Regions from separate parts of the Mus musculus genome. Here region 1 is linked to region 2. The links are chromatin loops, found by intact Hi-C in ENCODE. Cell type or tissue: heart. All regions are shown on one strand. Links, peaks and the distances in the headings refer to the core of each region. The heading gives the core; the rest is flanking DNA. Region 1 overlaps Ttll7 (tubulin tyrosine ligase-like family, member 7). Region 2 has its middle 19 kb from the start of Gm40167.

The links. A loop is a pair of places that touch in the nucleus more often than their neighbours do. Peaks named below come from ENCODE experiments on the same cell type or tissue, not always from the same donor. Only the 100,000 strongest peaks of a DNase experiment are listed, where the experiment ranks them.
Region 1: a loop joins it to region 2, with 9 times the contacts of the local background. A loop is called at or near these places in 18 of 42 quality-filtered maps.

What each region holds. Positions count from the first base shown.
Region 1 is chr3:146,938,784-146,954,053 of GRCm38, reverse strand. It overlaps Ttll7 (tubulin tyrosine ligase-like family, member 7), which reads right to left. Exons shown (of 21, transcript NM_001357217.1): 15 at 13,877-14,078; 16 at 9,846-10,048; 17 at 8,826-8,960; 18 at 6,396-6,476. Among named protein-coding and RNA genes, the nearest start is that of Ttll7, 94 kb to the right of the region's middle. In heart, for the core only: a CTCF peak has its summit at 7,950; no DNase peak of the experiment used is centred there; H3K4me3 peaks cover 475 bases; H3K27ac peaks cover 253 bases.
Region 2 is chr3:146,319,870-146,335,139 of GRCm38, reverse strand. No RefSeq gene overlaps it. Among named protein-coding and RNA genes, the nearest start is that of Gm40167, 19 kb to the left of the region's middle. In heart, for the core only: a CTCF peak has its summit at 7,022 (motif pointing left); no DNase peak of the experiment used is centred there; H3K4me3 peaks cover 1,909 bases; H3K27ac peaks cover 3,469 bases.

The sequences.
Region 1 (15,270 bases), core at 4,578-12,577, 620 kb before region 2:
CGCACAATCGCAAAGACATCTGCAGGAGGACCTAATTGAGGACTGCCTGAGAGATGGAGGATTGCTGATGTACACAGTGCCAGCCAATCAGGAACTGCTGTTTAAAAGAGATGCACTCTTAGGACCAATGGGGTGCAGGTGGAGGGTATTGAAGGAGCTTGCAGCAGTGTTCAGAGAAGCCTGCTGAGGGGTTCTCACGGGCTCCAGGAGTCTGTGTCATTGATTCCGCGCCACCTCACCTCCAACCCCCAAAGGGCAGGTAGGGTAGGACAGCGGGTAGTCCAGGGCACAGGCAAAAGCAAGTGACTACAATGTGAGACTCATTTATAGACAGATTAGAGGGACCCATCTATACCTGAGGTGTCAGAGCCTGAGAGGCACCACTACTCAAAGCTGTCAGGTACCAATCCACAGCTGGCTAGCCTAGCCCAGAGGCAAAGCCTCCACAGGTCCTTATGTCCCTGAGCTCTAGAGGACTTGGAGCAGTCAGCCCTGGGGTCTGCTCCTAGGGCTGTGGCACTCACCAGGACTGTTCAGCACTGCCACAGGGTCTCCTCTCCTTCCCACAGACTGTGGGTACCAAGAGGACCCCAGGCAGGTGGCTGGTAGCATGGTAGCCCTAAAGGGCCTTTTAAAATTCATAAACCTCTCACAGTAGATAGAAGGCAGGTACAAGTTGCCCTGAAATGTCAAACGGGGAAAGATAATTTGTGGCTGTAAGGGAATCGTATAGGTGACATGAAAAAGATGGAAGGAATGTGCTGAAGGACGGTGTGCTGTTTAGGAGGAAGGTGCAGTCTTTATCCACCTCTTTGTTGTAACTGCTAATTCTCTGTATTCTTTCTTTTCTTTCTTTTGATTGTCTTATGTTTTGGTTTTGTTGTTGTTTTTGTTTTGTTTTGTGGTGCCAGAGATTAAACCAGGACTTCATGCAAATGCCAGGCAATCAGCTGAGTTATGTTCCTCAACCTGTTTTGTATTTGTTATTTTGAGGTAGACTCTTTACTAAATTACCCAGGTTAACCTTTAACTCATTCTAAACCTTAGGTTGGACTTGAACTTGTGAATCTCCTGCCCATGCAGCCTAGATTAAAATCCTGGACTCAGAGCCCAGTCCCACCTCTTTCCCTTGTTTCTTTGAGCCATGGCGCCAACCCACATCTCTGTTATTTAGTCAAGTTGTTTACAACAGACTGGTTCATTTCTCTCAGCCATCCCTCCCTCCACTTGTAAAACAGATCATGGTAACTTGAAAAATATAGAAATACATAAAGTAAAGGAGGGAAAAGGCAGTAGGTAGCATTGCTCCCCTTCTCTTAGCTCAGTACAGAGATCCGCTAGGAATAAATCATACATGGTCAAACAAAGGAAGGTTCTTTGAAGTAGGATCTCACTATGTGACCCTGGCTGGCCTTGAACTTACTATGTAGACAAGGCTGTCTTAACTCCTCACTGTTGGGAGTATAGGGTATGCCATCATACAGCTGCTTCAAGAAGGAAAACACTAATGCCAGAGAGAAAGGAAGGCAGTCAAGCATACAGAAAAAGACAGACAGACAGACAGACAGACAGAGACAAAAAGACAGACAAGAAGACAAAAAAAAAAACAGGTTAATTTTAAGTAATACACTCATTAGTAGATTAAAATAAAACAATGTACCTTATTGTGTAACTTATTACTTTAATATAGGTGTCCTTTTAGGTTGGTATCAAATGAAAAATGTCACTGGATTGTTCTCATGGCCCCTCTAAATTCATAAGTGGGAAGATAGCAAAGAAAGGTTTTATGGAAGACCATTAAGAAAAGGGCATCTCGTCTGTTAGACCTATGCTGTTAAATGCAGAAAGCGATAGATGTGACTGTCCTCTCACTCTAGATGAACTGAAACTAAGTTACAAACTCAATTTGTGTGGTCACAGTAGTTCAAGTCCTTCATGTGGCCAGGTGTGGTGGTGCACGCCTTTAATCCCAGCACTCCGAAGGTAGAAGCAGGCAAATATCTGAGTTCGAGGCCAGCCTGGTCTACAGAGTGAGTTCCAGGACAGCCAGGGCTACCCAGAGAAACCTTGTCTCGAAAAAGGGGGGGGGGAGCTTCATGTGACTAGTGAGTGACACTGGATATCATAGACACATAGATGCAGACCCTCCCCACCCTTGCAGAACGCTCGCAGGGGGCTGAGCTCCCAAAACTCAGCCTGGAATGTTTATCTTGCTTGGAAATTGATACTGGATTGATAATTCACCATCCAGAATGCATGGTTGAGAATGAGACAGAAAAAGATGGCCACCAGATCTGAAAGGCTCCCTCAGTTCCCACAGGCATGGTCCACTGGTTGCACTGAGCCCAGAATATCTCCAGAAAGAGAAGACCGGGGAGCAGAGGACACCTGCCTCCCGGAGAGTCTGCATTGAGTTTTGTTTCTTGCTGGGTGCTTTGCTCAGAAGATTCTAGAATAGTACTCAAACAAATGCCACTAAATTGCAAGAATGCACCACGTCCTTTTAACCATAATCCCACTGCGACACTCAAGCTGCTTCTTGGTAGTTGACTAACAGCACTGTTATAAATGTTGGCCTATAGATGTCTTTTCTACTTTTCAGGATGAAAATCTTCAGGACACAGTGCAAGGAATGGTTCTTCTGACTCATAAGGCTACGAGCATCCATAATTTAATAAGTACCGTGAATGACCTTTCTGAAGAGTTAGACCAATGTACCCTGTCTGATGGCGGAGCAAAGGCCCTCTTAGGCCATGCTAGGCCCACAAATGAGAATTATCCATCTTATTAATTTTTGCCAATAGGATAATTTTCACTTGCTGTTGCCTCATCATTAGTAAAGCCAAAGATCTATTTGCATGCTGATTGGCTATTTGAAGATCTAGTAAATAGTCCTGTTTTATGCATTTTGCCACGCTACCTGTGGGTGTTTATAAGCTGGTTTGACTTTTGTTGACTGACTGCTAAGAATGATTGGTTTACCTCTGTTGCTTTTTATGTGATGGGCACTGAATGTCAGTCTTCCTCAACACTCTCCCATGTGCTCAGCACCTGCCTTGCCTGCTCAACCCCCAACTACTCAAATCCCACTCCTGCCTGCTAAACTCAATTCTTTACCTGCTTAACATCCTCACACCCATTCTGCTTTGAATTTTCTTTAAGGTCTCTTTTGGCATTCCTAAATTTTTCTCTAGGCTTTTTGGTTTTGGTTGGTTGGGTGGGTGGGTGTTGTTGTTGTTGTTGTTGTTGTTGTTGCTGTTGTTGTCTTGGGGTCTTGGTTGGTTGGTTGGTTGGTTGGTTGGTTGGTTGGTTGAGGTTGTTGTTGTTGTTTGGGGGCTTTTGTTTGTTGTTTTTGTTGGTGATGGTAGTTTTGTTGTTGCTGTTGTTGTTTTGTTTTTGTTTTTGAGATGTGGTTTCACAGTGTAGCCCAGACTAAGCTGGCACTCCCAACAGTCTTCTTGCCTCAGCTTCTTGCATGCCAGGATTATGGGGAAGAACCACTAGCTATACCCAACTTTAAACTTTCCTGTAACAGTCTTTCAAGATTTCCCTTTTAGCTCTCTTGGTCTTTTTAAAGATATTGTTTCCCCGTCTGCAATTACAATCATCTTCCTTCCTGCATTTCCTTTGTCTTAATATTTCCCTATGTTATATACCAAACTGTAACCTGCATGGGATTTATTTTGTGTACGATAAGAAGTAAGATCCCTTTCTTTTCTTCTATAAATAACCAATTGTTTGAACATCGTTGCATTCGTTACTTTTTGTTGCTGTGACAAAATACCATGACCTAAAGGCACTCATAGAAGGAGAAGGTGTTCTGGCTTATGGTCCGTAGTGGGGGAGAAGGCCAGACTCGGTTGCTAAGCAACTACGCACCCATGGCTCACAGCATGGTGAATGTCTGTCTACCTCTGTTGCCTCTTCTGACACATATTCCTCAATGGAGACACTGCCTCTGCCCATGGCAGGGCAACGCATGAGCTGATGGACAGCCCTTCAGATCAGTTTACTCAGATAAAGGTCATAACCTCATCGGCATCAAATTCCATCTCATCTATCAACAAGCCGTAGAATGGCCAAATGTTAATCCACTTTCCTAGAGCTGCTGAAATAGTACTAGCTCCTGAAAACCATCCCAGCACATGAGACAAGCCTCCTAAGGGGACGCCATCCCTGCCTCCCACGCTCCTTGGCATGGCAGCTGTTATGTGTCCCCTGCTCTTTCATCAGATCTCACGTCTTCCGTCACACCCTGGGGCCCTTCCTCTCCCCTCTGGTTATAATAACTGTTCTTGGTGGGACCAGACCTCGGTTTCCCAAAGAACTTGATACTGCCCCTCCCTGTCAGTGGTTGTTCCAAACTATTGTCACCCATGCGCAAATGAGGAGTCTTCATCGTTAAGGCAGAAAGGAAAAAAAGAAATCTTACTCTCTCCACATTACCACCACTTCATTTTGTCTCTTCCCCCAGCTCTGAAAAGTGTCTGCACCAACTACTGCTTTTTTCCTCTTCGAGACTCACTAATAGAATTCCCTCAGACTGCTCAAAATTTGACTGTGGTCACCACTAACCTCCATGTTTGCCTAAAACAACAGACAGGTTGATGCTCTACCCCCAGCAGCAACTTCCAGCACAGTACATCAGTCTGTGGCTGAGGTAACCTCATGTGGCTTCAGGGACCCCCAACCCCTGCTGTTTTCACTGGGCACCACCTGTCTCTTCTCAGTCCTCTTCAGAGAATCCTCCCACCTCCCCATTCTTACCTGCAGGAGTGGCCCCTGGGCTCACAGGGTCCCAGAAACTCCAGTCTTCTCTTACAAACTTTCGACATAGTCCTGTCCAGCTCTATTCCTTGAAATGCCTTACAGCCTCCACATCCAACCTCAACTCTGCTCTCAAACCCATATGTACATCAAAAACACTCAATATCGTCACTTGGATAGCTAGTCAGTACATCTACCTAGCATATGCAATATCAAAGCACAAAAACAGGGGGCTGGAGAGGTGGCTCAGTGGCTCAGAGCACTTGGTCTTGCAAGAGGACCCACATTCAATTGCTAGCACCCACATGGAGGGTAACACGTGTCTGTGACTTCAGCTGCAGGAGATAAGACACCTCTCCTGACCTCTCTGGGGTCCTGAATGCACATGGCGCAAAAACATACACGCAGATATATACATATATGCACGTAAAATAAAGTAAGCATTTTTTTATGTGTATGACTGTTTTACTTGTATGTATGTCTGTGCACTGTGTGCATGCAGTACCCTTGGAGGCCAGAAGAGAGTGTGTGTCTCCTGGAACTGAAGGTTATGAGCCTCCATGCGGGTGATTGGAATAGAACCTGGGACGTGTAGAAGAGCCACCAATGCTATTAACTGCTGAGCCATCTCTCCAGTCCTTAAAATAAATACTTTTAAACCCACACAACAGGCCTGCAGAATCCAAGCATCCCTCCACACCCTAGCTGACCAGTCCTGCTTCTTGCCTCAGTTGCCCTAAAAACCATCTCACCACTTTCCACTCTATGCCACATTCTCTCTTCTCAACTCTAGTCCCCTCCAGTGGTTCTGAGTCCTTTCAAGTTACTAGTCAGACTACAAAAGTCTCAAACTTTTCCAGTGACATCTCATTTACTAAAGTAAAACTCTTTCTTCTCGAACCCCATAAAGTCTCAATCTGAGCAATGACCCACCATCCAAATTCATCTCTTATAACTACTGTATCACTTATTTTCCAATAAAAATTTATCATGTAAATAGATTAATAAGTAAAACTGTGGTCTATCATCCATATACACATCAAACTAATTTTTATTCCATGATCTTTGTTCCTGCTCCCCGCTCTGCTGACACACTGATTCACAGATATCTGCTGTCACACTACTCACAGATATCTGCTGACACACTACTCACAGATACATGCGGACACACTACTCACAAATATCTTCTGACACACTGATTCACAGATATCTGCTGACACACCACTCACAAATATCTTCTGACACACTGATTCACAGATATCTGCTGACACACTACTCACAAATATCTTCTGACACACTGATTCACAGATCTACTGACACACTGATTCACAGATATCTGCTGACACACTACTCACAAATATCTTCTGACACACTGATTCACAGATATCTGCTGACACACCACTCACAAATATCTTCTGACACACTGATTCGCAGATATCTGCTGACACACTACTCACAGATATCTGCTGACACACGGTCCTAAACCTTGTCTAACATATAATAGGTGCACAGTGTTTGTTGAAGAAATAAGCAAATAAATGTTCATATGTAAACTTGTTCTGAACTTAAATAAACATTTTAGCTTAACGAACATATAAATGGCCAAGTGATCTTCATGTGCTACTCACTTTCCGTTGTTTTACAGAGTCCAATTTTATGAGCCAATATGAAGCCACTTTTGTTTTATAATGCTTCCAGTTATCCATGATCTATTGGGGGAGAGAAGTTAACAAATTTAGGCTAGAATGCTCACAGAGAATAGTGAATGACCCTGTTATCCATGACTGTATTCATCCGTGCAGTGACAGCACTATGAGAGCACTACTTATAATAACAATTCTACCATTCATAGAAAGATACCTGCAGAGATTTAGACAAGTCAGAGGTTCTAAACCTGAGCCCATTTCTTTCTCTCCAGTAAGAGTAATATCACTCAGAGAGTAAAAGCCAGAAATCCTTGGATACACACATTTTAGGTAGGACTCCAACACAGATTTTTCTATCTTTACTCACAGGGCTGTGTTACCCACATAGTGATAGAATATTGAACAATACATTCAAAGTCAGCCTATATTCAATTAGAGTTCTACTAGCCCTTTGTTTTGTATTACCTACAGAATTCTACAGAATTCCTCAGTATACACCCTAGTAATGGATACTGTAGCAAGCATTCAAGTCTGGAACACAGCAGAAATACAGCAAAGAATCTAATGCCTGACATTAATTATTAATTACGTTTCATTGATTGTATAAGCCTAACAATCTTCTTTATGGAAGAATCGCAATAGCCACATACATTAGTGTCTCTCTCTCTCGTTTTCTAATTAAAAACAGCAGACCTCAGTGGAACCAAGGTGATCGCTCAGTGGCTAAGAGCACTCGTTCCTCTTGTAGGGAACCTGGGTACAATCCCTAGCACCCACTTGGCCACACATAGTCTATGACTCCTGTCCTAGGGGCTGTGATGCCGTCCTTGACCTCTGAGCAGCGGGCACACATGTGGTGCACATACACACACGGAGGCAAATATTCAATAAAAGAAATAAATTCGAGAAGAAAATATCAGATCATAAAAGACAGACAAAAATGATGTGCCTGCTTCAAAGTTACTGGCTTTTCTTAGAAATAAACATTATCAAAGTGAGTGGAAACATTTCCAGGCTGGCGATGAAGCTCGTTGGCCAAAGATGCTTGCTGCCAAGTGTAACCTTCTTCTAATCCCTGGGACCAACACACATAAACACACTAAATAAAAAAAAATGTAAAACATATCTATCACAATGCCTTATAAAATTTTCAATTTTCTTTTGTTGTAACAAGCTCCCTGACAAACAGCATCTAACTTTCACTTTTGAAAAAAAAAACAAAAAACAAAACAAAACTTAGCACAAAATTCAAAAGACTTGGATACTTAACGATAATTCTCTAATAACAATAATATGATGCCGTTGCAGATTTTTGCAGCAAGAAATCTTTCTCTTGTTTCGTTATTTCTATGCACTTGTTTCATATCATTGGATGAACAATAAGAGGACCCAGTGAGAGCTTTGGTTCTTATTCTACATATGACCACTAGATGGCGCCTTGTCTTCTGGGGAAAAGAAAATCACAAGCCACCAACCCGACCCTCAAAACGTTCTGTGGCCGATGGATGACCTAACTGTGGGCATTTATAAAGCGTGTTGGGCGGATAAGAGAAACCTTGAGTGAAGAAATGTTCTTCCATCAAACCATTCCCGTGACCTTGGATTTCTTTTTAAGAGAGGAGCAAGTCCTGACTGCGGAGCGTTTGAACATCTGCCACCCAAACGCTCCACTAGGTGGCGGGCGTGAAAATAACTCATCCAGGCTGTTTCAAAACGTGATTTTCCAGGCATCACCTGTAATTCATCTTGACATTTTATACCAAGGCGCTATTTTCATCCTGTCTCTTTTCATCTTAAGCTCTTCAACTTAGTTTTTAAATAGAAGAGTTTACCCTGATATTTCTTTGATCATGAAGAACAGTTATTATTTGATGCTAATTATTCTTACTTGAAAGCCTTATTATATGATAAAATGTTCCTAATAACTAAAATGAATTCTTTTACTTTGTAAAGTTTCTGGGGGCTAAAAGCAATATCAATTACATTTCCTATTCAATCAATTATAATTTGATCAGAAAATACATTTTTTGTATGTGTGTAGATGTATAGGAGGCATGTGTGCATGTACATATGTGTACAATGCACATATATGCTGGTGTTTATGTGTGTGCACATGTGTGTGCATGCATGCCTGTGGAGGTCAGAGGTCAGGCTTGAATGACGTTTCCCTGGGAGCTGCGGCTCACCTCTGGGAACTCTCAGGAGTCTTCCTTCCTCTGCCTTTCCAGTACTGAGGTCACAGCTGCAGGCCACCATGCCAGCTCTTTATGTAAGTTCTGAGGACCCAGCCTAAGACCATGCTGGCTCAGGAAGGGTTTTACCAACAGATCTATCTCCCTGGTCCCAGGCAATACATTTTAATGCTCTCAGAAGAGTAGACAGATGCTCTTTGGATTTTATACAAATACTCACATCTTCTATCAGGAGCTCCGACTCTGCGTCTGACTTCCCCGGAAAGCGGATTCTCATGTCCTTGAGGACAAACAAGGTCTGACTGGTGAGGTCGTCTTCCTGCTCTTTGGTTTTCAATTGCCGCAAAGACTCGTTCTTAAATTTGAAAGAATACAGACACATGGAGGGGGTCTTATTCCACTGTACCAGTATAATGTGAAAGATAGTTTCAGGTAAAAGGGACACATTGTTAATTTTTTAAGTGGACATTTATTTGCGAATGTTTAACATTAAAATGGTTATTATTTGTAAGAATGTCTTTTGTATTTTCTCCTGGTTGTATTTTATCTTGCTCGGGATATAAACATTACCTATGAGTAATTCAAAAGGACTTCCTAATTTGTTTCACTTGCCACCGATTCTTGGATTGGATAGTAAGATCAGTCATCATTATGAAGGGAGTGAATTCAGTTATATCTCCAGAGTTCTCCCACTGGAAAGACTCGTTCTTAAATTTGTTAATGTTAATGAAACAGAGACTTTATATAACTCTCTGGTCTAGCTCCAGCAAAATATAATAAAACCACCGACTTTCTCAATTGTAAATTTCTCTAGTTTATGCTGAAAAGGAGATATTCCTTGTTAATATAATCTGCAGAAAGCATTCTAAACAGCATCACGCCTAGGCTCGATGAGTAGAATTTTTTAAACCAGTTTTTAAACTATTGGAGTCTAAAAGAGGCATTTTCCATACACTAATTGTGCTTGTTTCTATAGGAGATTGAGATATTGCAAGAAAAAGAAACGTGTTTATAAAAACGATTACCAACAACGTTATCCTCCTGCATCAGGAAATGATTACCAACAACGTTACCCTCCTGCATCAGGAGATAGAGAACAATGCAGTTTCCCAGGGTCATGACTGAATTACAGAAGGGATTGGGGGTTCCGTCTCCCCATCCTCTCAGCTGATCCCCTCTCCAACTGCATCGAGTACAGTGTTCCTCAACTTCAGAAGGACACAACCCACTGATAGCTTACCAGAGTGTTGGTAGAGCCGGTGTCACTGCCGTGAGGCAGGTGTCTCGCGTAGGATGAAGCGCGGTTTAAGGAATGTGACCGGGACGCTGACGTTGGTCTTGCTAATGGTATCACTTGTTGAGAAGAAAAGGGGCGCACATCCCCTCTGGAAGGTAAGTGAGCAGAGATGGACCGAGGGCAGCTGACCGAACGCCTCATGGAATCTAGCGATGATGGAGAAGTGGTGCTGTTAGTACGCTTTTCTGCCTAGTAGGTCTCCACAGACTAATGCTTAGACCCCAGTGGTGGCTGGGTGACAAAGGTCAAGTCTAGACACCATCGCTAGGAGAGAAGTTCTGGTGTGTAAAGAACACTTCTGCTGGGAAAACACTAAAGAAGACGTCAGTGCTAAGTTCTCCAAGTGTGATGTTAGAGACACAGAAGGAAAGAGACAAACACCCATGAGCATATAGGTCCTTCTCTTTGATGTCACTCTTATAGAAACCTGGGCAGAAGGGGTGTGTGTGTGTGTGTGTGTGTGTGTGTGTGTGTGTGTGTGTGTGTGGAAATGCAGGAACACATATGCCACAGCACGCGTGTGGAGTTCAGAGGACAACTACAATTTTCAGTCCTCGCCTTCAGCCTTGTTTGAGACAAAGTCTCCTCATCGTTCATCATTTACTGCTGTAGATGCAAGACTAGTCGGACCCCCAGCGTACAGGGAACCCCCTGTCTTCACCTCCAATCTTTCCATAGAGACACAGGAGCTACAGACATGTCACAGCACCCGGCATCATCTGAGTTCTAAGAATCCAAACCTAGGCCCTCACACTTGCATGGCAAGCACTTCACACACTGAATGATCTTCCTGGCCAGGAAAAGGGATTTCTATTGTCTAGACTATCAGAAGAGCCTTCCCAAAGTCACACAGCAAGGTGGTGGCCAAGGTCAGCCAACACCTCAACCTTTTGAATGCTAAAAGCCTCCGCTTCTTTGTAAGTCCACAATGCTATCTACTAACCTTGGGTTAAAACTAGCTATTAGAGTCTCTGTGTAGGTCAGAAATTAACCATTTTAAAGTATCACAGAAAAGAAGAAAACAGAACAGAGAGTGGCCAGGGTAAATAGATAAGGGACAGAATTCAGGGCTTCTTATGGAAGTCACAGAACAGAACAATATGAAGGTTATTCTAATGTAAATAATAATTCACTATTAAAAGGGCTGCAGCAAAATTGGTAGACTTACACACACACACATACACACACACACACACACACACACGGAGTGGGGGAGGGAGGGAAGGAAAGAGGGTGGGAGAGAGAGAGAGAGAGAGAGAGAGAGAGAGAGAGAGAGAGAGAGAGAGATTTCAATAGCAAAAGATTTAAGTGAAGAAAAAAATGAAGTCAAAGAATAAGACTGTTATCAAAATAAATATCTAAAAAAATCATCAAATATTTGCCCTTGTGCATGCTGGGAACACTGATGAAAGAGAAGCAGCATCCCTGGTAAGCTGTGGCTCCAGACCTGGAAAAAAGAGAGTTGCTCAACACCACCAGCATTTTAATCTTTTCTTCTGCTCATTTTTCTAGATCCTCTATCCTGGGTTTGTTCTCTGCTTGGAGAATATGTCAATCTCCATTAGTTAAATAAATTACTAAAACTCACATGAAGCCGGGTTGCATACCCAAAGGTCTCTCTTCATCAGCTGTTGAAAAGAACCCAAAACTTCATAAATGTGATAGATATAAATGTAGGTTTAGATGAGCACTCCTAAAAGATACTGTGAGTGTGTGGTAAATGTAGTATTGTTTCTTTATGTTCTGGGGAGAATAAAAATACATACTCATCTAAGCTTTAGAAGATGCTGTTTAAAAACAAAAGACTTTTGCTGCAAGTCTTAGCATCTTTCTGTATTTGTAATGCACAGCACTTTTTAGACGCACACTATATGGGAACATGTCACTGGTCAGTCTACCTTTAAAAGATATTAGTTACAAAGGTCACATAATTGACATACAACAATACAAAACTCATGGAAGGAGGAAGAAGAAGAAGAAGAAGAAGAAGAAGAAGAAGAAGAAGAAGAAGAGGAGGAGGAGGAGGAGGAGGAGGAGGAGGAGGAGGAGGAGGAGGAGGAGGAGGAGGAGGAGGAGGAGGAGGAGGAGGAGGAGGAGGAGGAAGAGGAAGAGAATTCTAAACCATATACTCCCAGCTACACTGTTGGTCTTTCTTTACAGGTCTTAGGTAAGGATTGAATAATGAGAACCTGCTCGTGGGGTAGAAGGAAAATATCATCGTCTCAGTCACCTTACTTTCTCCCTTATCACCTACATACCTGGAAATTCAGACAAGAAAACTAAAGTAGTTAGATACACCGGTGATTCTGAGTAGATTAGGTTGTGACTTCCACCTATAAATGATGTGAGAGAAAAAAGTGTTTATGTTGCTTTGTGAGGCATTAACAATACCAAGCCCACTGTCTACACAAGAAAGTGTCACTCCTGATCTGGACTTTGCCCTTGGTCATTAGAGAATCTGTGGCTATGGGGCTCCTGGTTTAAGATTAAAGAGAGAATATAAAATAAAGTAAAACCCTTGGTATAATTCCCACCTAAAGATACAATAAGAAAATAAATATGTAATTGAATTGGGTTGACTTAAAATAAAGATTCCTACACAAAAACCTGTTTTAATTCTGCTTCCCACTTTATTATGCTACTGTCTAATCTTGGTTCTTGAACCTACTGGTCCCAGAGCATAGAACAATCTCAGAGCTGTAAAACTCTCAGGATCTTTTCTCTCCCTGGCCCATACCCTTCATCAGTCCATGCTATTAAATAATAGACACATTAGTTGACAGGCCAGGGATCAAAATCCAGCAAAATTTGGACATAAAATGTCAGCTTCCAAAATAAAAAACCGAGTCATATTTATCCAGAGCTGCATTTACAAAATCTTTCAGGAAAGGAAGCAAAAGAGAGTTGCAGCTATCAATCACTGGTGCTAGAGAATGTCAATCAATAAGGTGGATTCCCTGCTAAATCCACGGACCTTCCATGACAGGGGCAGTGGGGGCAGGTATCTCAATGGAATGCTTGGAGAAAAACAAAAGATTGCTTCTCCGGATTCTTCCTTTGATAAGTTCTTCACTCCTTGGGTACTTTACTCCGAGCCTCACAGGCCAGTTTTAACACACATACCAGGACCCTCATGTGCTAACCACTGCTGGGAATCAGCTCTGTAAAAGCTGCAGCCTGTTCACTACACTACTGAGCTGGAGAATTTGGTGGACCCTTGAGACACTATGCGCTGTGCAAAAGAGCGTATGGCATGCCCCTGAAGACAGTCCTACTTCTGAGGTAGCAGCAAGAAGGTGTATTTCAAGAAAAATCTGGGGGGAAAAAATGGAGATATTGGCTTGGATGTTTAAGGGTGAGTGGCAAATCAGAGGCTGGATCATGGTCACTGGCACTGAGGGAAGGAAAGAAAGGAAAAGAGAGAGAGAATGCAGATAGCTGGAGGGAGCAAGATGGAAGAAGAGTTGGTTGCTTTCCTAAATACCTGTCATGTACCCAGAGTCCTGGTTAAATGCTTGCCCAGAATAAAAGCTAGAAGGAGCAAAATGTTAACTACTTCCCAGTTCTGGGCTCAAAGAAATATCAAGTCAAATGCCTGGAGAGATGTTTAAAACCAAGTAACAGTACCAAACAAGGTAGGTGGTAGGCAGAAACTGAGTCAGGCATGATGTGGGCTTAAAAGAGAGCACATTCCACCTAAAAGCCTTACGGCACATCCACAAAACCCAGGCCACAGCTTAGCAAACACACTATGGGACACGGGAGGAAGGAAGGGTCCTCAATTCGGTCCACTCCCTCCTTCCAGAAGTTGAGAGGGTTTGAGGGATGGACCCAGCTCTGGCCAGAGAAAGACAGGGTGAACACAGGTTTCCTCACACAGGACAATGCTTCTTTTGGCCCACGGACTTTTTATTGAGTTCAAGAGTTTCAGTTCTATAGTTCTTCCTCTAACGATGTAGGAGAGATTGACTTACTGGATTGCTGGATTATCTTGCAGTGACTGGTGTGCTTAAGGCTATATGGGACTTGGTCTAGTCTCTTCTGACACAGCTCTTTTTCGTTCTCATCCAGCTCTGAATTGCTGCTGCTGCTGCTGCTGTCGTAGCTGCTGTCACTGCTACCGTAATACTTCTGCTTCTTCGTGACCTCTGCACACTCTGGCATGCAGCACAGGGGCTGAAACAGAGGGACGTGTTTGGTTAGAATCCCACTGCACAGGGCGCACCGTTTTCAGACCCCACCCCTACCCGCCCATGCTCCCTGCTTATTAGTGATGATGGAAAGCCCTCTCTACTGCTTGCTGCGCTTCAGCCGGTAGAGCGCGCCCTAGCTGTGAATCTGGCTTAGCCTACTATGGCTCAGTCCTGATGAGGACAAGGCTGTTTCTACGTGACCGCAATAAACAATAGTGGGTTTCTGTAAATAAAAACAACAAAGTGAGGGGAAATGTTTAATATAAAAATATACATAAATATTCTAAACACGATCAGCTTTCTTTACTCTGCCTGAGAGAGATTAGGTATCAAGCCTTACCCAATAAAAAAATGAGTGGGAGGTGGGGGGAGGGGCGAAGAGAGGCAAGCAGGACAAAAGGACTAAGAAAGCAAAACAAGAGAATCCATTAGAAGAACGCCGTGCACTAAAATATAGCCCAAGAATCTATTCACTCGGGTAATGTACAGGAAGTAAAGCATTACTCAGATGGCAAGCTCACTGTTGATATTTATGTATTCATCTATTTATTTTCCTTGGAATTGGACCCAAGGCCAGACTCACCAAGTTTGTGTGTGTGTGTGTGTGTGTGTGTGTGTGTGTGTGTGTGCGCGCGTGCGTGTGTATAATTTATATTTATATATATTAATATTAGTTAATTATCCACTGTCTAAATTTGTTTCAGATGACTTGTGGCCCTTCACAGAGAATCTCTAACTTCAACGCAGTCTGGCCACAGTGGAGCTGTCACTGGTTTTTTATCATCAAGGTGATATATGAAAATATATGTCATATATGAAAATCACCGTGGTGTGAGACTTTTTGAAAGAGGGACAGGATGCAGAGGAGTGACTCTGGACAGATCTGATGATTACAGCATTGTGCCCTGGTATTTTTCAGAGAACCAACCTGCTTCCATTCCTCTGACAGATGCTTCTAAAGACAGCAGGTTGAGGGGCAGGGAGAGAGATGAGATGGCCTAACTTCAGAAAGAGTGCGCATAATGCAGAAGCAGACGGCTCTGTGACTCAGTTGTTTTAAGGCTGCTTGTTACACACATCATTCAACTCCTGTTCCTGCTGAGACAGTCTCCTGCAGTTATATACTAGTGGCTTTGATGTTAATGTATACCATAATGAATTCCTTGGATGTCATG
Region 2 (15,270 bases), core at 2,401-10,400:
GCTAGGGGAGGCGGCTGTGAGGTTAGCATAGGCTACCCTGCACTCAGTGGCTAGGGGAGGCGGCTGTGAGGTTGGCACCAGTCATCTTCAGCTTCATAACAAGCTCAAGGCCTGTCTGAAAGACGTGAGTCCCTGTGTAAAGCAAACAATAAAACAACAATAACCAGTTGTACCAAATGCCTTTCATAGTTAGAATTATTGAGCTAGTCCCATTATTTGGAATGTTCATTTTTAATATTCTGAGCCTCAAATTGTCCCTCTTCCTAGTCCCACCTAGTGCTGCTTTTACACTCAGTTAATAATTCGTTCTGGATGCTTAACAATGAAACAGAGTCTGATTTTTCATCCAGCTACTTGGAGAGCAAAATGCTCTCACAAAAGACCAGATATATGTCCTCCCATCCTTATTTGACTGTGCCCACAGCAGGGAAGTTCGTGCCTGAAGCTCTAGCCAGGTCCCCAGTCTCTGTAACACAGGATCCCCCAGTGAGGTCTCTAATGGAAGACGGGTGGTCCCCATGGGGGCTCTGTGATCAAAATCGGCTAGGGTAAAACAAGGAGGCCTCCTGAGCTGACGGGGAAAGCAGGCCTGGCTCACTCTGGGTATTTTTCACTTTCTCCATAGGCTCTGAACGTGATTATCTTAGTGATCAGGGAACAACCTCTGCAGAGGAATACCAGTCTTGTAAGGCCCAAGGGCACACAGGTTCTCTTAACCAGAAACAAGTCCCCCCCCCCCCCCAGTAGGAAGGCCAACTGGGACGTCTTCACTGCCAAGGGAGGCGTAGGGATCCAGCACAGCAAGGGGGAATGTCAACGCTTGGCTGGAGGGCAGGCGGCTGCCATTTGAACTAATGCTTTTGAAAATCTCCTGCTGGGGAGAAATGGGGGAAGCACTAATGGACGTAATGAACCAAGCCTCCCAGGGAAGCCACAGAGAATTTCATCAGCCAGTCATTTAAAACTAGAGCGAGGAAAAAACACTTTGGTAGAGGAGGACAGAAGCAGTATATGAGCCAGGCCTCGGAGTGGCCTGAATCCAAGAGCCTGGCCATCAGCACCTTAGCCCTGGGCTGCCCTAGCACGGGCAGCAGAGGGTGTGTGTGTGTGTGTGTGTGTGTGTGTGTGTGTGTGTGTGTGTGAGTGTGTGTGTGAGTGTGTGTGTGAGTGTGTGTGTGAGTGTGTGTGTGAGTGTGTGTGTGAGTGAGTGTGTCTGTGTGTGTGTGTATGTGTGAGTGTGTGTGTGTGTGTGTCTGAGTGAGTGTGTGTGTGTGTGTGTGAGTGAGTGTGTGTAAGTGTGTGTGTGAGTGAGTGTGTGTGAGTGTGTGTATGTGTGTGTGTGTGTGTAAGTGTGTGTTTGAGTGAGTGTGTGTGTGTGAGTGTGTGTATGTGTGTGTGTGTCTGTCTGTCTGTGTGTGTGTGTGACTGTGTGTGTGAGTGAGTGTGTGTGTGTGAGTGTGTGTGTGTTGGGGGTGCCTACAAGCAGGAGTCTCTTGTGTACTTAAAAGGACTCTGAGTACACGAAGAAGCACGGACCTAGCTTACAGGGCAGCTGGGCTGTGTCCACACACAGACTGAGTGCATCTGCCTGGTCAGCTCACCCTTGCCTATGTGGACCTGCTTTTAACACCTAGAACTCATTTCCTGTTAGTACCACAAGAGGCCTCTGTGCTCTCCTGAGTGGCCAAGCACCAGAACCTGGGCCCCTTATCTAGAGATGCCACCGCCCACAGTGGGCTAGGTTAATCAAGAAAGTGCCCCCAAAGGCTTGCTTACAGGTCAGTCTTATAAAGACATTTTATCAGTTGAAAGTCTAAAATGACCCTAGCTTGTGTCAAGTTAACAGAAACCTAGCCAGCCAGAAAAGGGAACCAGGGGTTCAAAATAGGTGTTTGCAAAAGCCAACGTGCTGGAGGCTGCATGGGAGAGGCTATTTCTCCCTGTCTTCTGTAGTTCCTCAAAGCCAACTGGATCTCTTAGCTTATGACCCACTCCCATCTTCGTGGTCAGCAATGTTTCTAATCTCTCTCTGACATTCCTTCTTCCCCTTTGCGCTTGTGATTATACCAGTCTCACTCACACGATCAAGGACTACCTTCCCACCCTAAAACCTTTGACGCAAATGTCTGTCCCGGCAGGTTCCAACAGCAACCATGGGGCATCTGTGGAGAAATATTCCTTGATGACTCTAATCCCTAGAATTTAATTTCAGCAGCCCAGAGTGGAAGGAGCATCCTGTCCCTGGGTCTGGGGCATCCTGTCCCTGGGTCTGGGGCTCAGCAGCAGCAAGGAAACGTGAGCTTGACAAGGACAGGGAGATATGGTGTGCTGGCTGGGTTTTCATCAACGTGATACAGCTAGGGTCATTTTAGAATTGGGAACCTCAACTGAGAAAATGCCTTTATAAGACTGACCTGTTCCAGGGCAGTGGTGATGCACACCTTTAATCCAAGCACTTGGGAGGCAGAGGCAGGTGGATTTCCGAGTTCGAGGACAGCCAAGACTACACAGAGAAACCCTGTCTCTTGGGGAAAAAAAAAAAGACTGGCCTTGTATGCAAGCCTTCTGGGGAACTTTCCTGATTGCCCTAGCCCACTGTGGGTGGTGGCATTTCTAGAAAGGGGGTCCTTTTCTATAAGAAAGCAGGTTGAACAAGCCACAAGGAGCAAGCCATAAGCATCGTTCCTCCCTAGCCTCTGGATCAGCCTCTGCCTCCAGACTTCTGCTCTGCCTTCCCCTCAGGATGCTCGTTGTAAGCTGGGAGCTGGAAGGAATTCTTTACTCTCCAGGCTGACTTTGGTCTCCGTGTTTATCAAGGCAATAGAGAGCAGCCTGAAACACATGGCTTAGCCTTTCTTCAGCCACTGCATTTATCCACGGAGCCCTTCTGGGGTACATCCACTTGTCAGCCAACTTTTAGTTTCCTTTACTCTTTAACCCTACCTGCTTGCATCTATGGGTTCCAGAGACCCAGGCTTCTCGGTTTTGCTTCAGTTCCGCTCCCCGTTAGAGCAGGCATGCGAGAAAGCTGATCACGTTGAGTCCACTGTCAGGATGCAGAGAACAGACAGGAAATAGGGCTGGGCTGTAAAACCTCAAGGCTGACCGCCCTCCCTCAAGAGACCCATTTTCTCCCGTGAGGTTCTACCTCCTACAGGTTTCATAACCATGTCACCAGCCCAGGGCCAAGTGTCCCAACACATTAGCCAAAGGAGACATTGTAGATTCAAACCATAACAAACGGGGACATACTGGAAACCAAATGAGTGTCGACCAATGTTCAGCTCCATCCTGCGTGCTCTGAGTGGGACGGACAGTGCTCCTTTGCTCGCCTCTACAGTAAGGATGGCCAAGCTCTTTGGCTCGAGTTAGCGGGCCTTGTTGAGGAAGTCGAGGAAAGAGCTTTGTGTGCTGTCGTGCAAATGTGATACCAGGGTCTGTCACATGAAGGGAGGCCACCAACATAGAGATGCTTTTAGTGTCTGATTTTCAGCCATTATAATAGAACGGCGCAAATTAAGCAATCAACAAAGAAGCCAGAGTTCTTTTCTTACAGTTCTGGGGCCTGGGAAATGCAAGGTGCAGGGGGTCACACCTGGTGAGAGCCTGCCTGCTGGGCTGTGTGTGGCTAGGAGGTATCACATGGGCAGAGAGCAACCATAACACAGAGGGCTGGAACTGCCCACTCCTGACACGATGATGGTCCTTCTGTAAAGGCTGTGCCTCTCGGTGAGCCATCTCTCAAAAGTCACTTCCTGCAACACTGCAGCAGTAACAAACCAGTTTCAACCATGAGTAGAGGCGACACGCAAATATAGCAGATATATGCTAAGCTGGTATCTTGAACTGCCCTAAACCGGTATTCTGAACAGCCCACCTCTCTAAGCCAGGAGATGGAATGACTTAGCATTCAGGTTCTAGCTTCTTGTGACATAAAGTATTCCAATGAACACTGAAGGGGGCAATGCAAAGGCTAACATGTCAATACCCAGGGAAAATCAATATTTCCTAAGACTTGAGTTTTACTTCCTACTTTTTCATATTGGTAATCCCGTTGGGTTTTCCCCACCTTGGGTTGGGAAATAAAATGAGGTCGCACTGGCTCTGTATGAGAACATCTTCATGTGAGTCCTCTTTCTGCCAAGGACTGTCCTATTTACCAGTGAGCTTTGCACCGGACACAGAGTGTCATTCCCTACTGCTGGTGGACGGATGGACAGATGTATGGACATGACAGATGAACGCATGAACTAACGCTACAGCATTTACAAAATAACTTCTAATTCACCTTTTTGCCTGGCAACCCCTTTCTTACTCTGCATATCAAAGCGGAAAAGAACAGCAGGCAGATTGGCTTCTATGGGGATCCTAGACCCCTAACCTTAAAATCTTAACCAATGTGAATTTATAGTCTCCTCAGAGAGCTAAAAGTATCAACTGAGTGTCCTCCCAGTCCAGAATGGCTTGAACTGCCTATTGCTTTGACAGGATGCCTAAATACATGGTAAGGCTTTTGTATAATGTGGCTCCCTACCCTACAGAAGATGACGTGTGCATAAGAGATTTTAAGAAAACTGCACAGAAAAGGAGATGGTGCTTTTGTTATTTTACCAAGAAACATGTTCCCCATAACTTGTTTCTGCTAAAGCTTCCCTCAACAAGACAATCCGATTTCTGAATGACCCAGGAAGAGGGGACCTGCGAAGCTTGGGGCAGATTATGCTTTGAGACCAAGCTACTGTTGGCTCGGTTGATGTCACTTGTTCTGTTGTGTGGCCCAATATCCCTCAGCCATAATTAAAACAATGTGTGTGTGTACACTCTTACCTCCAAAGTTTTTTATGCACAAAAATTATATACTTAAAGACAGAGAGCTCTGTTTCTCACCATTTTCTCTATCTCACAGGTTTTCATACTCCTGTGTCCATTCAAGTTTCTATTGGCTGCCAACTCCTGACGTGGAGTGCTGTGTAATGCTTGCATAGTTTGGAGGCAGTGAGACTGGTTCCGGCTTGGGAGTTCTGCGGGGTGATCAGGACCTTTTCTCTCTCTGTCTGCATGTCAGCACGTGGTTTCCATACCTACAGCTGCTTCATGTTTCACATGCATCCACGATAATAGCGGCCATAAAATCTGTCTTCTAGATGGGAAGCAAAGAAAAAAGAGGGAGGGAAAAGGCTACGTCTATATTCTGTTTTTAAAAGCTTTCCTGGAAATTAACCCACCAGGTGTTGATATTCCATTGGCCAGAAGTTAATCATGTGAGAACCACTTGCCAGGGAGACTGGGAAATGTGATCTTTTTGCTCCTTATTAAGGATGTGGACAATATGGGATACTGAACAGGAACAATCACAATGTGCGGGACCTTGCCTTCATTTTACTTATCCAGAGTCACCTACAAGAGTCTTTTAAAATCACAGTATCTGATTTTTGTGGATTTTCCCTTAACTCCTCATTTATTAATTATAATTGAATAAGGAAGAGCTGCTCCTTCCTCCTGGGAACACAATTCTTTATTTATAATGGTATCGATTCTTCTCTGATCCCTTTAACAAGAGAATGGTCTTTGGAAAAGAAGAACCAAGTGCTTCCAGCATTACCTATCTCCCTAAGATGGTTTGAAATAACAATACAGCTAGCTACAAGCTTTAAGAAATGTGGGCATCACCAAGGCCACACAAGCACCCAGTGTCCTCACACAGCTCAAAAGTGGCAGGAAAAGAAAAAGGTCACATCAGGGTAGATCCACTAGTGTAAATTTCTCATTTGTCAAAAATATGAATTCATAGTTGGCAAGAAAAAAGAGCCAGTTGAGCTAGACAAATATGATTTCTGTTGACAGGATATTAGGTAAAATAACTCACACAAACTAACTAAGGTGGCACCCAGTAAATATTTTTAATAGTTTTTGTTGAAAGGGCTATCATCATTCAAGCACTTCTTGGTCTCTGAGACGTGTGGGTGGCTTAGTTGTTTTGTAAGACCTTTTTGAAACATGATAGGGTATATGAAAATTTAAAAGACCGCGTCTTAGTTACTTTTCTACTGCTTAACAACGTGGCCAAGACAGGTTATAGAAGGAAGGTTATACTTGGGCTACAGTACCAGACGGGTAAAGGTCTATGATGGCAGAGGGGCAGAGCCGCGATGGGCGGAGCCGCGATGGGCGGAGCCGTAGCAGGAAGCTGAGAGCTCACTTCTTCAAACTGCAAGCAAGAAGCAGAGAACGCCAACTCAAACTGGCCAAGGCTTTAAGCTCTCAAAGTCCACATTTGCTCTCCAGCAAGGCCGTAACTCCCAAGCTGCCCCTAACAGTACTGCAAACTGGTGTCCAAGTATTCAAATACTGGAGACTTTGGGGGAACATCTCATTCAATCCATCACAATCATAAATATTTTTAAAATAAAAATGATAGTAAGTCCACTTTCTGATGAATGTCTATGGTCTTTGGGTGGGAATTTGATGATGGAGTCGTTCCTCCTCTTTTTGTTTAGAAAGCCTAGACATCAAGGTTTGGGAACCTGGCAAATGGGCTTGGATTCGGGTCTGCTGGCTAGAGTCTCCATCTGCATTTGACCTGCACATTTGCTGGTCAGCCGGGGTAAGGACGTAAGGGGTGGGATCGAGGACATAAGAGGGTTAGAATTATGAGTCCGAAGCCTTTGGGTCATCTCAGAGGTGTCTACCGCGAGACTGGCAACTGCACGTTTAAATTTTAATTTGAAATGCCACGTTCACCTCCTTATTGTATTTTCGCCGAGAATACAAGACGAGCATACCTAAAGAGGGGGAAACGGAGTGGCTTGTTGAACAAGATTGTTCTAGAAGTTGGGATCCTGATTTGTAGTCTTGATCAGAGTGCTAGAGGCTGTTCGCATCAGTTTAGCTCCTTCATTTCCCTGAGATCTTTTCTCACAGAACCTGTCCTGCTCTGAAAACCTGTCTAGGATTTCCCTAAGAGTGCCTTGGGCTGCCTGCAGTATCTTCAGTAGAACTCTTTTGCCACCTAGTGGCCAAATTAAAGATCTTCGCCTTACCGTATCTTCTGCTTCCAGGTCCCTCCTTGATTGCAGCAAAAAGAACAAAGCCATTTTAGACTTTCCTCCGCAAGAATGCGGCAAACTGCCAGAGCTGGGAGGAACAAATGTTTAATTCATGTCCTTGGAAGCTCCGCTGGGTGAACAAACACAGCGCCGCTTCCTAAGGCAGAGGCCTTGGTGCAGTGGGCATGTGGTTACAAAGCGGTTCCTGACGGCGAGAACACCCAGCGAGGTGCCCTGATAAATGTAACCCCAAGGAGATGTGTTTGGGTTACTCCCTGTGAGCTAATCTGTTACACGCTGGTCCTTAATGCTTTCAGCTGCTCCCAGTTAATACTCATTAAGCATGCATGCAGTGCCTGTCCCTCTCTAGACATCTGAAATAGAGAGGGGTGAGAGGGTCCCCTCGGGTCTCCTGCTGATCTGGAGTCATCTTTCACCCAACAGTGGTCCCTATAGGGTTGTTTTTCCAGCAGCCCCATCAGAATAGAAACTCCTCCTAGACTTTATCTGAGCCTCATGGCTTTACCTATCTGAGCAGGGAGTGGGGGGTGGGGGAAGGACGCATGTATTTCATTTCATCTGAGCGGTGGGGGGGGGGGGGGGCGCCGGGAGAGGGAGGGGGCACGGGTTTCACACCTCCCGGTGTTTGTTGAATGTTACCAGAGCTCTGGGAATGACAGCTCATCTCTCGAGTATTATGCAGATCTTGGTGACAGCTGTCCTCTTGAATGGAAACTCTTCAGCAGTGACTGATCTATCTAGCAAGGTCAGTGCACTCTTCCTGATGTCCATTGTACAGGCAAGGAGAAACAAGGTTTACAACTGGCGAGGTGACTCTTCAAGTATCCCAGTGGTGAGTGGTGAATTTATAATAAAACAAAAATGGCGACCGGGCTCCTTGTCCAATCACCCACTGTTTGAGTGAGTCTGGGGATTTGCTTTTACACGTTCGACGAGGGGGACCATTTATTTCTTCATTTATTTATTTATTTATTTATTTATTTATTTATTTATTTATTTATTTATTTATTTATTTATTTATTTTTACCACAAACATTATTGAAAACCATTAATTGCTTGTGATTTAAATAGCAACGTGTGGGTTTCCTCTTCTTCCTTGCCAAGCCAGACAGTGCAGTCAGCAAGTGGAGGAAGCTGTGGGCTGAGACGCAGAAGGACCAGACTCTACTTAAAGTGACCTACACCAGGCTACCAGGCCAGCGAAATCACAACTGTGCAGACACCCTGTTCTTCTAGAGGGGATCCCTGCCCTCCTAGGAAGCACAAGGGGAGAGAATTTGCTTGATCTTAATTTACGTGTATCTGTGAATGTGTGCCACATGGGTTAGAGTGTCAGGGCCTCCCCGACCTACAACTCACATGGCAGGACCCCATGAACAGCCCTGGGATTTTCATTTACTAATCCACAGCTCCTGGACACTATGTCCACCCGGGCAAAGTCTCTCCACTCAAAGTCCCCTGAAAGTCTGTATTTTAAATTAGCTTGTGTGGTACTGGATTCTGTAAAGCCTTTCATAACCCTCAGATTTGGGTAACTTACCCCCATCCCCTCCTCTCCCCTCCCACCTCATTCCTTTAAAATCTTTCTACTCTCAAACTCCTCCCATGCATTCTATTATCCTCTTTCTCCTACAGGTCTCTTCCCCTTCCACCTTTCAAGGCCCATTTTAGTTTCCTGACCCCTAAAGACACTCCAAAGCAAACGCACAGACATACAGCTTTGAAGCTGAATATACATGGGAAAGAAAGCCCTGTGTTGTTTGTCTTTCTGGGCCTGGGTTATTAATACTTTTTTAAAGACAAGAGTCTTCTTACTATGTAGCCGAGGTTGGCCTCAAACTCACAGAAATCCTCCTGCCTTAGCTTTCCAAGTACTGATTGCTATTTTAGGCACGTGCTACCACATTTGGAAACTTTAAAATTAAAAAGTTTCATCTTGTATTTACGTATGTTTTTCCTGAATGTTTATATATATCACAGGCATGCAGTGCCTAGGACTGCAGAAGAAGGCATCTGATCTACTTGGAACTGGATTTATGGAGATGCCAGCTCGGTGCTAGGAATAAATTCTGGGTCCTTTGTAAAAACAGCAATACTCTCTCTTACCTCTTAACCACTGAACAATCTCTAGCTGACTGACTAAAAACAAACCTATCTATATGCCTGTCTGCCTTCCTATCATTTATCTATCTATCTATCTATCTATCTATCTATCTATCTATCTATCTATCTATCTACCTACCTACCTACCGCCTGTTCTTGGTACTGACCTCTCTCTCGTTCCCAGGTGATGTATTGCTTTAAGGTAGTGTGGGAAATCCACTTCATCTCGAGTGCTTTCAAATCACTGAGCATCCATCTTCCAGAGCTCTATACTAAGGCGGTAAGGCCAAGTCTAAGGTTCTACAGCACAGTGACTGATTAGCCATGTCTTCCATAGGCAGGGGTCAGGGAGCACACAGAGCAAGAGCCATGCAGTTGTTAATACTGCCCCATGAGAAAAAAAAAAGTCCAACAAAATAAACTGCTGCTAACGGTAAAAACTCAGAGCAGCTTAAGATGGCAGCAGGAAGCGGAATCCGGGCCTCCTTCCTCCATGTTTAGCCGGCTCCTACCCGACTCTCTCACGTGACTTTTATCCAGGTGACCAAGTCGGTTGCTTAGACGATGCTTTCTGAGAAAGATATGACCAAATGCTTGCCACAGCTGAGCGGTGGAAGCAGGAAGGGAGGAGGGTGCTGGTGCAGTGGGAGGGAGGAGGGGAGGGGAGCACAGCGGAGCACTGAGACCTGCCCTCCCAGAATCACACACAGGGAGCTCACAAATGAACAATGGCGGGCTCAAGGTCTCTGAAGTGGCACAGGCACACGGGCGGGCACAGAGCCTGGCTGTCAAACTCCCTCCACAGATGGATGTTCTGTATTGTAAGGAGCGTGCTACACACTCCCTGGCTGGTAGCCGCACACAGCCCATTAGCCCTCCCCGACTGTACAGCAAGATCCCTGCTGGCTTTATCACAGGGCACCCTGTTGCTTCTTCTCCGAGCAGATGCCTGGGGTTTGCATCTGGGTCCCACCAAATGTTCCCACAAAGGCTCCTTGTCTAAGGGAGGAACACCCATCCTTATCTCCATCAGGGATGCTACTCTGCCTGAAGTGTGGCGCCTTCTCATCCGTCGGCTTCCAGACCATGGAGGATGCTGCCTGACCACCAAAGCTTGCATCCTGAATGCTCCTTTTATTTTCAAAGAAAGAAAGTATAGCCTTAAGTGAGAACAAATACTATGTACCTGCGTATGCCGTGGAGTCTGTGTACAGGTCAGGAGACAGCCTACTGGAGCTGGCCACAGGGTCAAACCCAGAATGTTAGACTTGCATGGCAGATGTCTTTACTCCCCGGGCTATCTTGCTGGTCTAAAACCAACCCCTTTGAATCCCTAGTGGATGAGGGGGCATCTGCCCTGCTGTGAAGCAAGCTCGGAGCTCTGTACAGGGAAGGCTCAGGTTTGTCCACCAGGTGTTGAAGGATTCCTTCCCAGGCAGTGGCTGGGAGGAGAGGGGGTGAGGAGACGCCAGTCCCATTCAGAGCAGCAACAGAATGCTTCTGGCTGCTTTGGGGTTTGTTTGTTTTTCTGGAGCAATTCACCTTCTAGGAAGTCCCTCCCTATTGCAGAAGCTTCCCGCCCTTTGCATAGTGAGTTCAAGGCCAAGCTGAGCTAGCATTTGAGACCCTCGTCCCCTCCCCCTCCCCCAGACGTCGTCTCAAGACCACTAACTAGCCAGATGTGATTCATCTCTCCACCATCCCAGAACTTCACCCACCAGTCTGAACACCCATCAGCAACTCATGCAAACCTCTCCCAAGTCAGCTCCCCGGCAAGGTAAACGGGGAGGATAAGTATTCGTTCTAACACCTTATCTCTTAATTTAATTGGCTCGTCACATGATGGGCAGACAGATGGAATTCTGTAGAATCCTCTCAGGACCCTGACTTTTTTTTTTTAATCATTTAACTATTGTGAATAGTTGAGATTATTATTTTTGTTAGTGTATTAAATGGTACAAAGTAACAGGTTTTATGATGATAGTCACATACTTGCAGATAATGTACTCTGACCACATTTAGCTCCCCCATTACCTTCTTGTTACCCCTTTCCTTTCCTCCCTATATCCCAAGCAGTCCCTCTTTGTTTTATTTTTTAAAATTAACTTTATTACTATTGCAATGCATTTGTGTGTGTGTGTGTGTGTGTGTGTGTGCATTGATGTGTGTGTTAAGTGTGGTTGTGTCTGCTATACATCCATGTGGAAGACAAAGGACGGCTTTGTGGACTGGGTTCTTTCCTTCCATCTATACATGGGTTCTAGAGACCTAATTCAGGTCATTAGGCTTGTATAGGATAGCTCTTCTCCACCCAGCTCTCCACACTCTTAGCTCCCTTTTATTTTGCCCTCTCCTCCTCCTTTTCCTCACCTTCCTCCTCACCCTCCTCCTTACCCTCCTTCTCACCCTCCTCCTCTTCTTTACCCTCCTCCTCTTCACCCTCCTCCTCTTCCCCACCCTCTTCTTCCTCACCCTCCTCCTCTTCCTCCCCCTCCTCTCCACCCTCCTCCTCCCCCTCCTCTCCCTTCCCCTCCTCTCCACCCTCCTTCTCCTCCTCTTCCTTACCCTCCTCTTCCTCACCCTCCTCCTCTTCCTCACCCTCCTCTCCACCCTCCTCCTTCTCCTCCTCTTCCTTACCCTCCTCCTCCCCCTCCTCCCCTCCCCCCCATATGTGTCAGCAAACATGTAAAGCCTGTATTTAAGGGACAGGTTTACTTCACTTAATGCCATGATCCATCCATATTCCTGAATAGTGTGTAATTTCTCAATCTCCTGTAGCCAAGTAAAACCCCACTGCACGGCTCTGCCACACACTCTCTATCCACTGATGGGCACTGTGAATGATGCCTCTGTAATCATGAGCCCAGAAGTGTCTTCACAGTAAACTGGTCCTTTTGGAACTGTACAGTCGGATCGTACAAACTGTATTGTTAGCGTTTTGAGGAACCGCCATACTGTTCTTCACAGTGGCTGCCTGAACTACGGTATATTCTCCCGAGAAATGAAGCCCTTTGCCCGGCATCCTTGCCAACAACTGCTGTCTTTTGTTCTTCCATGTTTCTGTGGCGTGCCTGCAAGTCTCAGTCTGTGCATGTGCACATGTGCACACATGTTTTCTTGATATCATGCTGAGTTTCTCTACACTAAAATCATGTTTAGCACCATAGGGGATTTTTCTGCATTTATTTGACAAGGTATAAATACGTCCACTATTACCTCAGACAGTTATGTGGAAATCTATGTATTCAATGAGCATTTATTCAGTATCTTCTACCTTTCTGGCACCATGCCCAGGTGCAGAGTTCCCCACAGGTTTTCAAGAGATATGCAAAAATTACAAATGGTACAGGTGGTGTGTCACTAGTAAATTCTGGGCTCCGTGCGACACGAGGTCATTTCTGTTGCAAGAGGAGGGTTGGAGCAGCAGGGGTGTCAGGGCAACAGGCATGCTGCCCCGTGTCCCGAGTGAAAGCTGAACTTTGGAGGTCTAGCATGCACCCTGCTCTTTGCCTGCCCAGTCTAGTGCAATCAGCCTTTTGTATGGGATCCTTTGCAGGCTCCTGGAAGGGATTAGGACCAATAGGTGACCAATTCCTAATGTCCGTCCATGTGAGAGTTCTGTGTCCATTCCATGTGAGAGTTCTGTGTCGATAGCAGTGTAGCAGTCCAGAAAGAAGCCACTTCCTCTTGGGCAGAAATCTGACCAGAAAACCCCAAGTACAAGTTTCCTTCAAGAAGAGATAGACACCCAAGAAGCAGCCACATCGGTAGAAAAAGGTAATACAAGAAAAGAGAACAGTCCATGGCCAGGGACTTACCCATTGTCTAGGAAACCCAGCAAGGATTGTCTAGCATGAACACTGACTTGTGACTTCATGTGGAATGGCAGGGGGACAGAATTCCTTGGAGCATGTCTGCCCTCCCCTTCCACACCAGTGTGACAAGATCAGTTGTCCCAGTACCTAAGTTCAGCATTACCATAGCTTTTAATGACTGTACCTGTTCACAGGCCTTGCCCAGAAGATTTATATTCGTAGTTACCTAAGTTATTATATATATCAACATAGAAATAAGGTCCATCTCATATACAAACCTCCAGCTAAGGACCAATGGCAGCTTCTTCTGTATCATGAAGATCTCACTGTTCAATGCAGATAAAGGGAAACTAAACTAATCATGAATTATTGCAATTGCTGAATTATGCAGTGTTCAGGAAGCAAACGTTTTTGTTTGATATTCCTTGTTTTGTTTGATTTATTACTATTATTATTATTATTATTTCTCATTTGAGTCTCTGCAGCAGGCTTTGGGAAACCATACATCTGCTTGCTCTAACCTTTGAGAGTGCTAGGGATTTACATGTCTTGCATTTTAGGAGAAACTGCACAGCCTGGAGAGTAACATCGAAACCCAAGTCCACAATAGATAGCTGAAATACATGATTGTGCTGCCCAGCACTGGATTCACCAACTCTCTAGATCTTGCTGGAGCAGGGTGAGCCTTATCTCTGAGATCAGAAAGGACAATCAAAAGGGCCATCCTATGTCCCACCCAGCAGAATCACATGGATGCAGTGTGGCCCTAACAGACACAGTTGCAGCTTAGAACAGAGCCAGACCAAATATGCAAATGAGTAAATAGAAATATGAAGGGCAAAGAAACCACACTGCTTTGATCAACTACATCAGTGATCTTTGAAGCTCAGAGTCCTCATCTTAACCATGGCCATGACCACACCAACCTTTCTGGTCATGATGACATACCCCTGGCACTATGTCTCTTGCAAAGGATCGCCTACAGTGCTGCCCCAAAGAGAAGAGAAACGCCACACAAAATGGCTGGCAGAGCACTCCGATCCTGTCCTGTTGGTGTGAAATGTCAGCACGCTGCAAAGTGGCTGTGGTATTTATCCATGTTCAAGCAGTAGCTTTGTGTGTTGACTGTCTCAGCCAGCCCCCAGGAGGGACACAAAGGTCACTGAAGGATGTTCCTGCAGGCAGAACTTTCCCCAAAAGCATCTCCATCAAGACAAAGGGAACATATCTCAAGACAGCCGTTTAGAGCATTCCCCCGTTCACTGTAATGCTGTCAGCACTAGCCAAGGCTCAGAAACCCTTCAGACTCCACCAGTGGATGAAGTCATAGGACAACCATGGCATAGGCAATGCCATCATTTGGCATTGTGCATTTGTAGATTTACTCCTCAGCCGTCTGGGTGCTGTCTGGGGATTGTGAAACCTTCGAAACGGTGGCCTGCCTGAAAGAAGGGCGTGTCTAGGGGTAGGTCTTGAAGTTGATCCCACTTATGGCTCTGGTCTGTGCTCTCTACACTTCTTGACCCACCAATGTGACAACAAAGTGTACCATACGCTCCCATCACCAAGTCCGTAGGAACTTCAGGTGTCATGGCTCCACACCACTGTGAGCCAAAAGGACCTCTCCTTCCTGAACGGTCCTGTCTCAGAGAGGAGAAAACTAAGATAGATGGCTAAGTAAATAGAGATAGATAGCTAGGTGACAGATGACAGATGGACAGATGTGATCGATAGACTCAGCTTTACAAAAGGAGTCACCCATTTGGACACTTGACACAACACAGATGACCCTGTAACACTTTATGCTAAGTAAAGAAGAACAGACTGGAACAAAGCATGCTGCACAGCACGGTATGCATGTAGAATCTTTAAAAATCAAATCTATTAAAGCAGAGAGGACAGCGGTGGCGAAGACGAAGAATGGCGTTTGCTGAAAGGGGCAAACTCGCAATGATGTCCAACAGATGATTCTAGAAAACTACAGTTGCTCACACTAATAGTGAAAAACTGTTAATATAATCATTCCAGGTGCTTTGCATGTGTGTGTACAGACAATGGAAAGTCAAATGCTTAGTATATTAACTTGATTGTCTATTATAATTTTCTATGTACGAACAAAGCAGTTTTCATTTATACCACAGTTATATATGGTAAAAATCAAGTCAAAAGAAAACCATCACATTTGGATTTTAGAAGACTGTGTGTGTGTGTGTGTGTGTGACACACACACACACACACACACACACACACACGCACACACACACTTCGGGAGTCTGTAGGTGTGA